Linked DNA regions of Homo sapiens: region 1 is linked to region 2. Evidence: chromatin contacts called from ENCODE Hi-C or POLR2A ChIA-PET data. All regions are on one chromosome and are shown on one strand. The core of a region is the stretch at or near the end of the contact, and the rest is flanking DNA. Distances in the headings are between cores, read along the strand shown.

Region 1 (4,764 bases), core at 370-2,869, 570 kb before region 2:
GAAGCATCCAGCGGAAAGATGAAGGCTGGAAGACTCAGCAAGCCTAGTCGGTCCGTGTTCTTCTGCCTGCTTACATTCTAGCTGCACTGGCAGCTGATTAGATGGTACCCAGCCAGATTGAGGGTGGGTCTGCCTTTCCTAGTCCACTGACTCAAATGTTAATCTCCTTTGGCAACACTCTCACAGACACACCCAGAAACAATACTTTGTATCCTTTAATCCAATCAAGTTGACACTCAACCATCCCAGTTCCCTATAGAAAGTAAAAGAGAACATCTTGACCCATGTCCTTGAGTGAGTTGTTTTTCAGGAGCTAGGACCCCACCAGATGGAAAATGCTGACTGTTTTCATGCAGACCTCAGATAAAGGGGAACTGGGACTGAACCTGACCCCCAATTTTGTTCTAAATCTCTTCCTGAGGGGCCTGTAGAGAGTCACACCTATAGGCCAAACCTTAACATTCCTTTCAGCTGACCCTAAGTATTTTAGACAAACCTTGTTTTTTAAATCCATTGCAAATCAAAGAATCTCTGAATCCACCTGTGACCTTCAAGCCCCCAATCCAAAATATCCTGCCTTTTTAAAGGTAGACCAATATGTAACATCCATGTATTGGTTTATGATTTTGCTGGCAACTTCTCCTTTCCTGAAACTTACCCCTGCCTTTAAAAACCCTTCCTTATAAGCCCCTAAGAAGTTTGCATCTCAAGCATCAGCTGCCTGATTCTCCTTGCTGGTGCCCTACCTTAAAGCCTTGTTTCTCTTGCTACAAACCTCAGTGTCAGTGCTTGGCTTTGCTGCACCAGGTGAGCAGACCCAGCTTTGGTTCAGTAACATTGGGAGGGTAATTGTACCTACCTTCTCTGGTTTCTATAAATTGGGAATTGTTCATTTGCTGAACGATGGAAAACCCAACCCCACAGTCTGAGGGGAAAAAAGGATTTATTGGTGCAGATAACTGGAGGGTTCCAGAAAGGGACTGCCTCAGGCATGACTCAGGAAGAAGTGGGGACCAAAGGGAGGAATTTGGTAACAAGGTAAATATTTACCCCAAACCCAAGTTCCAAATAATAGTCTTTGGCTTTTGTGGCATATCCAGGTCAAATGATGGTAACACTGACAAATACGGGCGTAATCTCACACAAGCTCAAGGAAAAAGCAGATTCGTGGAGAGATGAACAGCTGAGGTCAGAACCCCTGTGTTCATGGAATGCAGGACACATCCCCTGTCTGTGTATCTATGGCCTGAGGGTCCTGACTGGCTTACCTGTTCCTGTTATTTTCACAATAAATTTGTTCAGGTCACCAACAATTCCAGCTTGAAAGGACCACAGAATCTCATCATAACCTGGGTGTTTGAATCCCAAATGTAGACTGTCCAAATGTCCATAGCTATCCTCAAGATTTCCGCAGCATGAAGCTGACATTTTTTCCTGCTCCTCCCAGCTCTCGTTTCTGGCCTCTGCTGAGCTCTTAACTCTCCACATTGTTTCTTGTAGCTGCCCGTCTTGTTTCTGCAGGAGTCCATTCATCTTGGGAAAAAAAATAGCCCAGAGAAATCTGAGCTATGTTAGGTATGCAGAAGGTATCAGGTCCAGGGAGACATGAGTATGAAACTTCAGTCACCCCTCTGGCCCCATGCCCAGGAGCAAGAGTTTAAAGGCGTTTTAGTCATGACTAGCTGCCTTCCCGATTATCTTGATGTTCCTGGAGTTTGTGATACAAAGAACAATGTGTAGCCAGTCAATGGTCTGTGTTATTTTAATGCAAATTCTTGGTGAACAACTTAGAAAGTGCCTCTTCTTTTTTCCTTAAAAACCCACTTGTAACTCTGGCTAATTATCTTGCATGTTCAGGGCAAATTGGATCTATGCTTCCGGGTGGTCATCCTCAAGCTTCGAGCTCAAACACTATAGTTAGTCATAATTTCTGAAACTCATTATTTAAGGTTGACACATCCAAGCATGGTGTGGGCTCCTCCTTGTATTTTTTTTTTTTGTTTTTGTTTCCTTAGAGTCAGGGTCTTGCCGTCACCCAGGCTGGAGTGCAGTGGTGCAATCATAGCTTGCTGCAGCCTTGAACTCCTGGGCTCAAGCGATCCTCTCGCTTCAGCCTCCTGAGTAGCTGAGACTACAGGTGTGTGCCACCATGCCCTGCTAATTTTTAAAAAATTTTTTTTGTAGAGACAGATTCTCACTGTGTTGCCCAGACTGGTGTAAACCAAAAAATAAAATTCTGAGGCCCTCAACCAAGTGAATGGATCCCTCCTCTCAGCAAAGGGCATTCCAAAGTAAACCTGGAACGAGAGTGCAGGGCACGATGGGAATGGCTTATGCCTTCCTCTTGTTGGAATTGAGGCACAGCTGACCAGCATTAACATTAAGGCAGAGACCTAAAGGCTGACAAATGACTCTTTGTAGCATTGTGACACATCACAAAATGACAGCAGGTTCTGAAAGAAATCCAAGTATTTTACCCTAAAATATATTAATTGGACCTATTTTGAAATGGCCCTGCAAAGCTGTCTCTGGTGGGAAAAATCTACATTCTGTAGAGAATCTCTTTCCCTTTCCAGGCCTAATTCCTGACCTGGGAGAGAATTAACTAAGAGTCTAAAAAAGAGACCTTTTTAGGCCTGATTAGAGCTCTGAAGGCTGCTCCTGGAGGCTTCATCTGTATGATAAAACCTTGGTCTCCATAACCCCTTATCTTAACCCAGACACTCCCTTCTATTGATTCCAGGACTTTAGGTAATAAGTTAGCACTTTCAACCAATTGCCAATCAGAAAATCTTTGAATCCACCTATGACCTGGAAGCCCCACCCCTCGCACCCTTCGAGTTGTCCCACCTTTCCTGACCAAACCAATATATATCTTACCTGTATTGATTGATGTCTTATGTCTCCCTTAAACATATAAAACCAAGCCATAGCCCAACACCTTGGGCACATGTTCTAGGATCTCCTGGGGCTGTGTCATGAGCCCCTAATATGGTCACTCATATTTGGCTCAGAATAAATCTCTTCAAATATTTTACAGAGTTTCAATCTTTTTGTTGGCACTGGTCTTGAACTCCTGGCCTCAAGCAATCATCCCACCTTGGCCTCTTGAAGCTCTATAGGCATGAGCCACCAGTCCTGGCCTTTCCTTGTTATTAGTCTTCTCAAATTCCATGTTCCTGGCAGCTGTGACGGACAGATTTTACTGGTGACGTTGGAGCAACACAGGTGGGTAATTTTATCTGTGCCCTGGTCCCTTGGCCACTTCTGCCACCTCCAGCATCTGGATGTGTTGCTTAGCAACCCCATCCCTTTCTACCTCCTGCCTTTGACCTCAACTTCACATCCCTACTCAAGTCTGAATAGTTCTTCTCTGGGCAACTCTTATCTCAGCTGGTGATAAATGGATTTTCTCACCTCCTGCCCTGGTAATACTCAAGGTGGCCACTTACTGGCTGTCTACCTTGCGGCAGGCACAGACCTATGCCTTGCACGCAGTATCTCACCAGTCTGCACAAGAGCCTCATGTGGGGCCTGTTCTCCCACTTTACAGATGAGGGAGCCTAGGATCCTCCACGAGAAGGGACTCAATGGTCTATAGGGGAGTTGGGGTTCACCTTGTGCTGTCTCACCCTGGGGTCCAAGCTCCTAACCAGGGTTCCCTATTTACTCAATTTAAATCATTCACCTGCCACTGTCTCCACTTTCCCCAGGATGATCCTTTGCTCCTGGGGTGGCCAAACATTTTCTGGCAAGTGCCAGAGAGTGAATATTTTGGGCTTTGTGGGACACATGGCCTCTGTTGCAAGTGCCCTGCTTTGCTGTCATAATGCCAGGCAGCCATAGCCAGAGACGATTTATACACAGATCAGCACTGCGGTGTCCCAGGAAAACTTGATTTACAAAAATAGGCAGTTGGCCTCAGGGCTGTAGTTTGCTGATCTCTGATAGCTTTCTTTAAATAAACCCATTTTTTTTTCACTAAAAAACTTTTATTTGAAAGAAACACTTAAATCATCCAGAGTAAATGTGAAACCAGCATCTCTTGCTGGGAAGGAAGGTAACTGTAAAAATAAAAACAGTAAACTTAAGCAGAGGTGCCATATTCTGCAGTAAGCCTGGGGGCTTCTCTTTCTTTGTTGGAAAGGATGAAAAGCTGGGCTTGGAGAGGTGGGAGAGGCACATCAGCACCAAATCAAGATGTTTTCTTTGAGGTAATTGGAAGAACCAAGAGAGACTGTATAGGATGTAATGTTACCGAGTGCCATGTTTGGTTTGTGCAAAGATTTCACACTCTGGGATTCGTGAAGCTCTGAGTAGAAGAGAGCAGGCAGTGGTGTTGGAATGTATTGCGCTCACCCTGGAGTGGGGATTTGGGGACATCTGTGCAGGCAGTGAGGATGTAGGATTCACAGGACAAAGAATGGGCAATGCGGCCTTGGCCCTGGCTCCCTGACAGCTCTAAGGGGCTGCTGTGGTTCCTGCAAAGCCTGGGACCTGGAAGTGTGAGGTAGGAGGCGGGACTCAACTCCAGAGGTGGGGCTCAGACACTGGACCAAAATCTGTGCTTGCTAAAACAGAGCTTGGGTGGAAGCAGCTTTTCATCAGACATGCCCACCAGTGTGCCATGTCAGTTTACCATTGCCATGGCAACACCCGGGAGTTAATACCCCTTTCCATGGCAATGACGTGAATACCCAAAAGTTACTCTCCTTTCCCTAGAAGAATGTTTTTAAAAGTAGGTATAAGGCCGGGCATGGTGGC
Region 2 (5,381 bases), core at 205-2,704:
TGAGGACCCTCCCTCCTCAGCACATGGCCCTCCTGACTGTTGGGGGAGCCAGCATGAAGCCCCCGTCGCCGACCGGCAGGCCCGAGCTCCTGGACTCAGCATTGACCGACACTGACTCTGTTCCCACAGCAGCCGCTTTGTTCGTCTCCTTTGTGGACACTTAGCTCAGCGCCTGTGCTGCTCGGCTGTGACCTGACCTTCGAGGGTCACCTCCTGAATTCACTCGCTGTGACCTGTGCTGCGGACCCCGTCAGGAAGCTCCTGGTCTCCCCCGGCCCCTCCCCCGCCTCATTTGCACAAAAGGCCTCATTGTTCTGCAGGGTCTGACTCAGACCTGCCCTGGTTTCAGTTTCCGCAAACACCCAGCACTGGCTTTGGGTCAGGGGTCACTCTGGAGTGAACGGGGCGCCCTGAGCAACCCCACATCGCTGTGTGATCCCGGCTCATCCACAGGAAGCCCCGGCCCAGGGACCCAAATGGGTCCCAGAAGTGGACCAGATGCAGCGCCGACGGTGATGTGGGGACGCCGGCATCTCCAACAGTGGGAAAGAGGAAACTTTCTACTTTTCATTAACCCCGTCCTCTTCTCCCCCAGGGTTACGGGGACACAGTGTCTTCACTGGCCATGTTGGAACGTTCTGGGGAGTGAAGGGAACGTCCCCAAGAGCATTGACTTGACCTTCGCTTTGGCTGAGATTTGAAATTCTCTTCTTATCAATCTCTATATCTGTACACGCAGGAGTCTGTTTTACATCCAGCCATCCCTGTGACCTCGGGCGAGTTCCTTACCTTGTGTTTTCTCATCTGTAAAGTGGGTATAATGACCACCGCACGGCCTCGCATGCTTGTCAGAACCAAATCAGACAATGCACGAAGACCCGTTGGCCCGGAAAGCTGCAGCTGGGCCCTGACGATGCCACGCTGTCCATCTGGGGAGGGGAAGTTCATTGCTAATTCGACTCAAAGGAGGAAAAATGCACGTCCCCCTGAGCTGAAAGAAGGAACGAAGCCAAGTCCATCAGGCCACCGGGTCTCCTTAGGCTGAGGAAATGGACAATGAGGGCGACATCGAAACTGCAGAGAGCAGCAAAGCCCTTCACTACTGCTGCCCGAACCCTGCAGCGGCTCCTACAGCCACCACGGGTCACTGGGCCAGGAGCAAGTTGGGGAACAGCCACATCACCATCCAGGGAAGCCCCCGGAATGGTGGATTTGCTAACAGCAGCCACACAGACACCTCACCTCACGCCAGGCTGCTGAGCTCAGCGGGGGGCACGATTGCCCAAGCAGGGGTGGGGCAGGGCAAGGCAGACCGAGTCACACGGTGGGAAAAGCCAAAAAAAAAACCTGCCTGATTTGGTAAAATGCCAGAAAACTGCGTGAACTGGGCATTTGAAAGTAAGTTTTTAAGGCGTAGCCATTTGTTGGGGTTTTTTTGCCCCGTACTCTCCTGTCTCCCTCCTCGCCACACAATAAACTGTGTCCAAGGCAGCCGCCCTCCCGCTGCCAGGACGTGCGAGGCAGGAAGGTCAGGAGCTCTGCTGTGAGGGCGCCACCCGGCTTCCGGTTTGTGCATGAAAACCCGGCTCAGCTTTTCCATTCCGTGAAGACTGGGCTTCTCCAGGCTGCTCGGTAAATAATCACGGATTCCACTGGGAATAGGAAACGTCCCCACAGCCCCATCTCCATTGTGCACCCAACCTCCAGGTGTTTTCAATCTCTCAAAGAGCCCCGACGCCTGAAATTTAACAACTAAAATCTTATTTTTCATTTCCTGAGATTCTCTTGGTGGAATCAGGCAGCCTGGCGGTGCGCAGCACCTAGGGTGGCTCATGATGAAAAATCCAGAGGGGACTTTGCCTTCCTGCATGTCCTTTTGTCACCAGAACCCAGGGACCAGCAGGACCCAAAGCTCCCTGCGGGATCAGCTGGGTCTGGGAATCACTGTCCTGGGCCCAGTTGGACTTTTCGGATGAGGCCGGTGTTTGGCACCTGGGCTGGGCAGGTGGGAAGGACAGAGGCACTGATGGAGAGAGGGAGGAGAAGGGGATTCATGGCGGTCCTGGGGGAACCCCACGGGTGCCTTTGGCCTCTCCCTGGTCTGTCTGCCCCTCAGGATGGTTAAACTGTCCCCTGAAAGTTCCCCATTGGGCAAGTCCAGCAAGCCTGAGCCAGGCCTGTGATCTCAGGGTGGGTGGAGCTCTAGAAGGCCTGGCCCTCGCTCCTGGAGTCCACATTCACCCTCAAGGCAGTGAACGGCGCCCCACTGCGCATCTACTCACTAACCAGGCATGGGATGGTTTCCATGGTTCCTGTGTCTTAGACCAGCTCGCTCACGGTGACATGAGATGCCCTGAGACCCCGCCATGGTGCAGAGTGACATTAATGCATTAAATTAGCAGCCTCTGCAACACAAACACATTTCCATGTGGAGCCTGTGACGTTCTTTGGTAAAAGGGATCATTACGTGTTTGCAAACATTCCATAAGCTGAGGAAGGGCCTCAGGTTCTGACAAGTGATGAATGGGAAAATTAGAGGCTTCAGGAAAATGCAAATATCATCCTTTGTAATTCTGTCCCTTGGCAGGAAATAAAAAAAGGTTTCCCCAAAGCACCGAGGCATTCCTTCTATTAAACGCCAGGAAGAATGGCTGTGACTCTTTCAGGCACTTGCACGGATCTTGATTTGTCTTCCACAGCCTCCCCAATGCCCTGGCAATGTGTGGGAGAGAAGCCTGTGATTTCAGCGGACTGTCCTCTAATTCAGCCTTTCTCACCTTTAATTCATGATCAACCCCTAAGGAACCTTCATAGAGGTTTTTTTCTTACTCACCCCCACCATGAATTTAATACTACAGAAATACCGCAAAATGGTTTATGCACTGTGCCTACATCTGTATTTTTACATAATGAGAGAAAAATCTTTTCACCTCCAGGAACCAGCTCTGGCCCTCTTGGGAGCAGTATTCCCCGCTGAGGAAGCATGTGCTCATTCCTTCTTTTGTTCATTCGTTCAAATGTGCAGAAAACTGTGTATCTGGTGTAAATTCTGGGCCCTGGAAGGAGGTGTGGGAGCTGCCTGGGGCCTGGGGGCAGAGCGATGCAGGAGAGGGGATAGCGAGGACAGAGTCCAGAGACACGAGGGGAGGGATGAGGCTGAGGAGCAGCCAGGAGCCCCGTGTGGCTGGGGCCAAGGGGTGTTAGAAGATGAGGCCAGAGGGGTGATGAGTCACAGTGGGGCAGAGAGAGAGATGGGTCATCTCAGGCCTTAGGCGACCCTGTGAAGACTTCAGCTTTTACTCTGAGGGAAGTGGGAGCCATTGGAGGGTTTGAGCAGAGACAGGATGTGGTCTGGTTTACTTTTTAATGGGATTCTGTGTCTGAGGACAGGTTGGGGGTGTGGGGCAACAGCTGGAGCAGCAAGACCAACAGGGAGGCCAGGTGGAGGTGATGGTGACCGGAGCCATGTGGTCAAAGTGGAGGAGGTGAGGGAGTCCAATACTGCAGATCCCTTGCAGGTAGAGCTGCCAGGACTTGCTGATGGATGAGAAGCGGAGTGTGGAAGGCAGGGAAGAGTGGAGGATGACTCCCAGGTGTTGGCCTGAGAGCTGGGAGGGTGGGGCTGCGATTTACAGAGATGAGGAAGACTGCGGGAGGACTGTGCTCTGACAAGGCCCTCTGCTGACTCTGAGAGACACAGGAGAGCGGGACAGAGAGGATGAGGGTGACTCTTAGTAGATTTATTACATTCTCCCAGCAGATCCAAGTACATAATTTTCACAGCCTGTGCAAAATGAAAATGTAGGCCACATGCTCAAAAGCAAGAACAAAATGTCATTATAGGTACTAAAATAAGAAAGCTTTTGCTTTCTTTCTGCAGTCTGTCTCTTGACCTGTCATGGTGTTTATTATTTGCTACTCAATGTTGCGTTCCCTCGGATATGACGATGTTTGTAGGGTAGCTCAGACCCCCCACAGTCAAGCCCTTTCAGGGGCAGAAGGTGAAAGCAGTCACCAGCAGGGTTATTCTCCTGAGTAGCATCTCCAGGGTGGCACCTTTTCAGTAGCCTTTTCCAAAGGAATGAGTTAGTATGACAGTTGTCACAACTTCAATGAAAAGCAGCCAGCGCAATGGGAGATGGGAGAATGAACCATCAGTGATGGGAATATGAGACACCTGGGGAAGGTCAAGGGCTAGCAGATCCTTTATATGGGCTCAGCGCTTCTACAACCTGCAGCAAGGTTCAGCCCCCACCATGGCCCCTCTCCACAGTGGCCCCGCCTTCATTCTGGCCACACCCCCATCCTGGCTACGCCCCTGCATGACCCTGGCCCCTGCCTTGTTTGGCCCTGCCCCACTTTGGCCCTGCCCCTGTCAAAACCATGTCCGTCTCCCCCCAGCAAATCTGGTCACACCTCCAGGCTGTCAGGCATCATTGTGGCTAGGGTAGACCCTGACAAATAGCTTTCGGGAGTGAATCTCCTCTTTCTATGTAGATGAAACCTGTCCAGGCAGGAATTCTTGCATTTCTTCCCCAGCCCAGCCGCCTCCTTTGTGGACACCCTGGAGGCCTCCTCGTGGTGTATGTGGGACAGGTGGGCTCCGAATCACTCAACAGATACCTACTGAGATTTACTCTGTGCCCAAGTTTCAGGTCCCGGCCCCAACGGTGAAGGAAGCGGGCAAAGCGCCCTCCCTCTGAGGTGACGTCTCCAGGGCTGGTCACAGGGACTCCAGGGCCATGAGCACATGGTTGACCACTCTGCAGATTAGCCCACCCCAGTCGTAAGCTCCTGGAGCAGCTCCCGGCTTTCTGGGTGGTTTCTACCCCTGTGGGGTGATTTATAACCGAAGCCCAGAGAGCGAGAGGTTGATGGGGGGCCTGTCCCGTCCCCGTCTCAGAGAGGCAGGAACTGCTTAGAGCTCCGTGCGCGTGGGACCAGTGGCTCCGACAAAGCCTTGGCCAAACTCTGCTTCCCGATCCTTCCCCTCACCCAGTCGCCTCCTTCCTACAGCATCTGCGGATGCTCAGCCCCAGGAGATGTGAGCTGCTCGGGGACCGCCCTGAGTTTCTGAGAGTCCTGGGGGCGATGGCACCTGGGTCCTGTGCAGATGACACTGGAGAGCCTCGAAGGCTTTGACTCGGGCTGAGCGTGGGGGTGGGCACGGGGCATGCTCAGTCCTGACCCCACCATCGCGGCCCGGGGGACATATGATGGGGGTTGTGTCCCCTCAGAAAGAGACAGCAGGTCCCGCTGTGAGCACACGCTGAGAAGAGACGGTCCAGCCTCCACCAAGTGGAACCCTGAGCCCAGAGGGATGGCCCTGCCCCTTCCACTAGGTCTGGCCAGTCCTGTCTGTGGGTTTCCATTGTCAGCTG

What was found. A loop is a pair of places that touch in the nucleus more often than their neighbours do. ChIA-PET counts read pairs that join two places held with the same protein, here RNA polymerase II (POLR2A). Pooled maps may share reads with other maps.
Region 1: a loop to region 2 is called in a map of PC-9, with 5 times the contacts of the local background. The contact joins two enhancer-like sites. A Hi-C loop is called at or near these places in 1 of 168 maps with a recorded cell type or tissue (PC-9) and 1 of 50 pooled maps. POLR2A ChIA-PET finds 5 or more read pairs at or near these places in 1 of 52 experiments (activated CD4-positive, alpha-beta T cell).

Annotation. Positions count from the first base shown.
Region 1 is chr20:48,535,451-48,540,214 of GRCh38, reverse strand. All of the region lies in intron 2 of LOC105372646 (a long non-coding RNA gene), which reads left to right. Among named protein-coding and RNA genes, the nearest start is that of LINC00494, 180 kb to the right of the region's middle. Within about 2 kb of position 1,619, at least 2 of the 41 ENCODE cell types and tissues checked have a DNase peak (open chromatin) inside an H3K27ac peak, as active enhancers do; they include PC-9, where a contact is called at or near this core.
Region 2 is chr20:47,968,549-47,973,929 of GRCh38, reverse strand. No RefSeq gene overlaps it. Among named protein-coding and RNA genes, the nearest start is that of LINC01523, 12 kb to the left of the region's middle. RefSeq lists enhancers at 2,750-3,249, 3,250-3,751. Within about 2 kb of position 1,454, at least 11 of the 41 ENCODE cell types and tissues checked have a DNase peak (open chromatin) inside an H3K27ac peak, as active enhancers do; they include PC-9, where a contact is called at or near this core.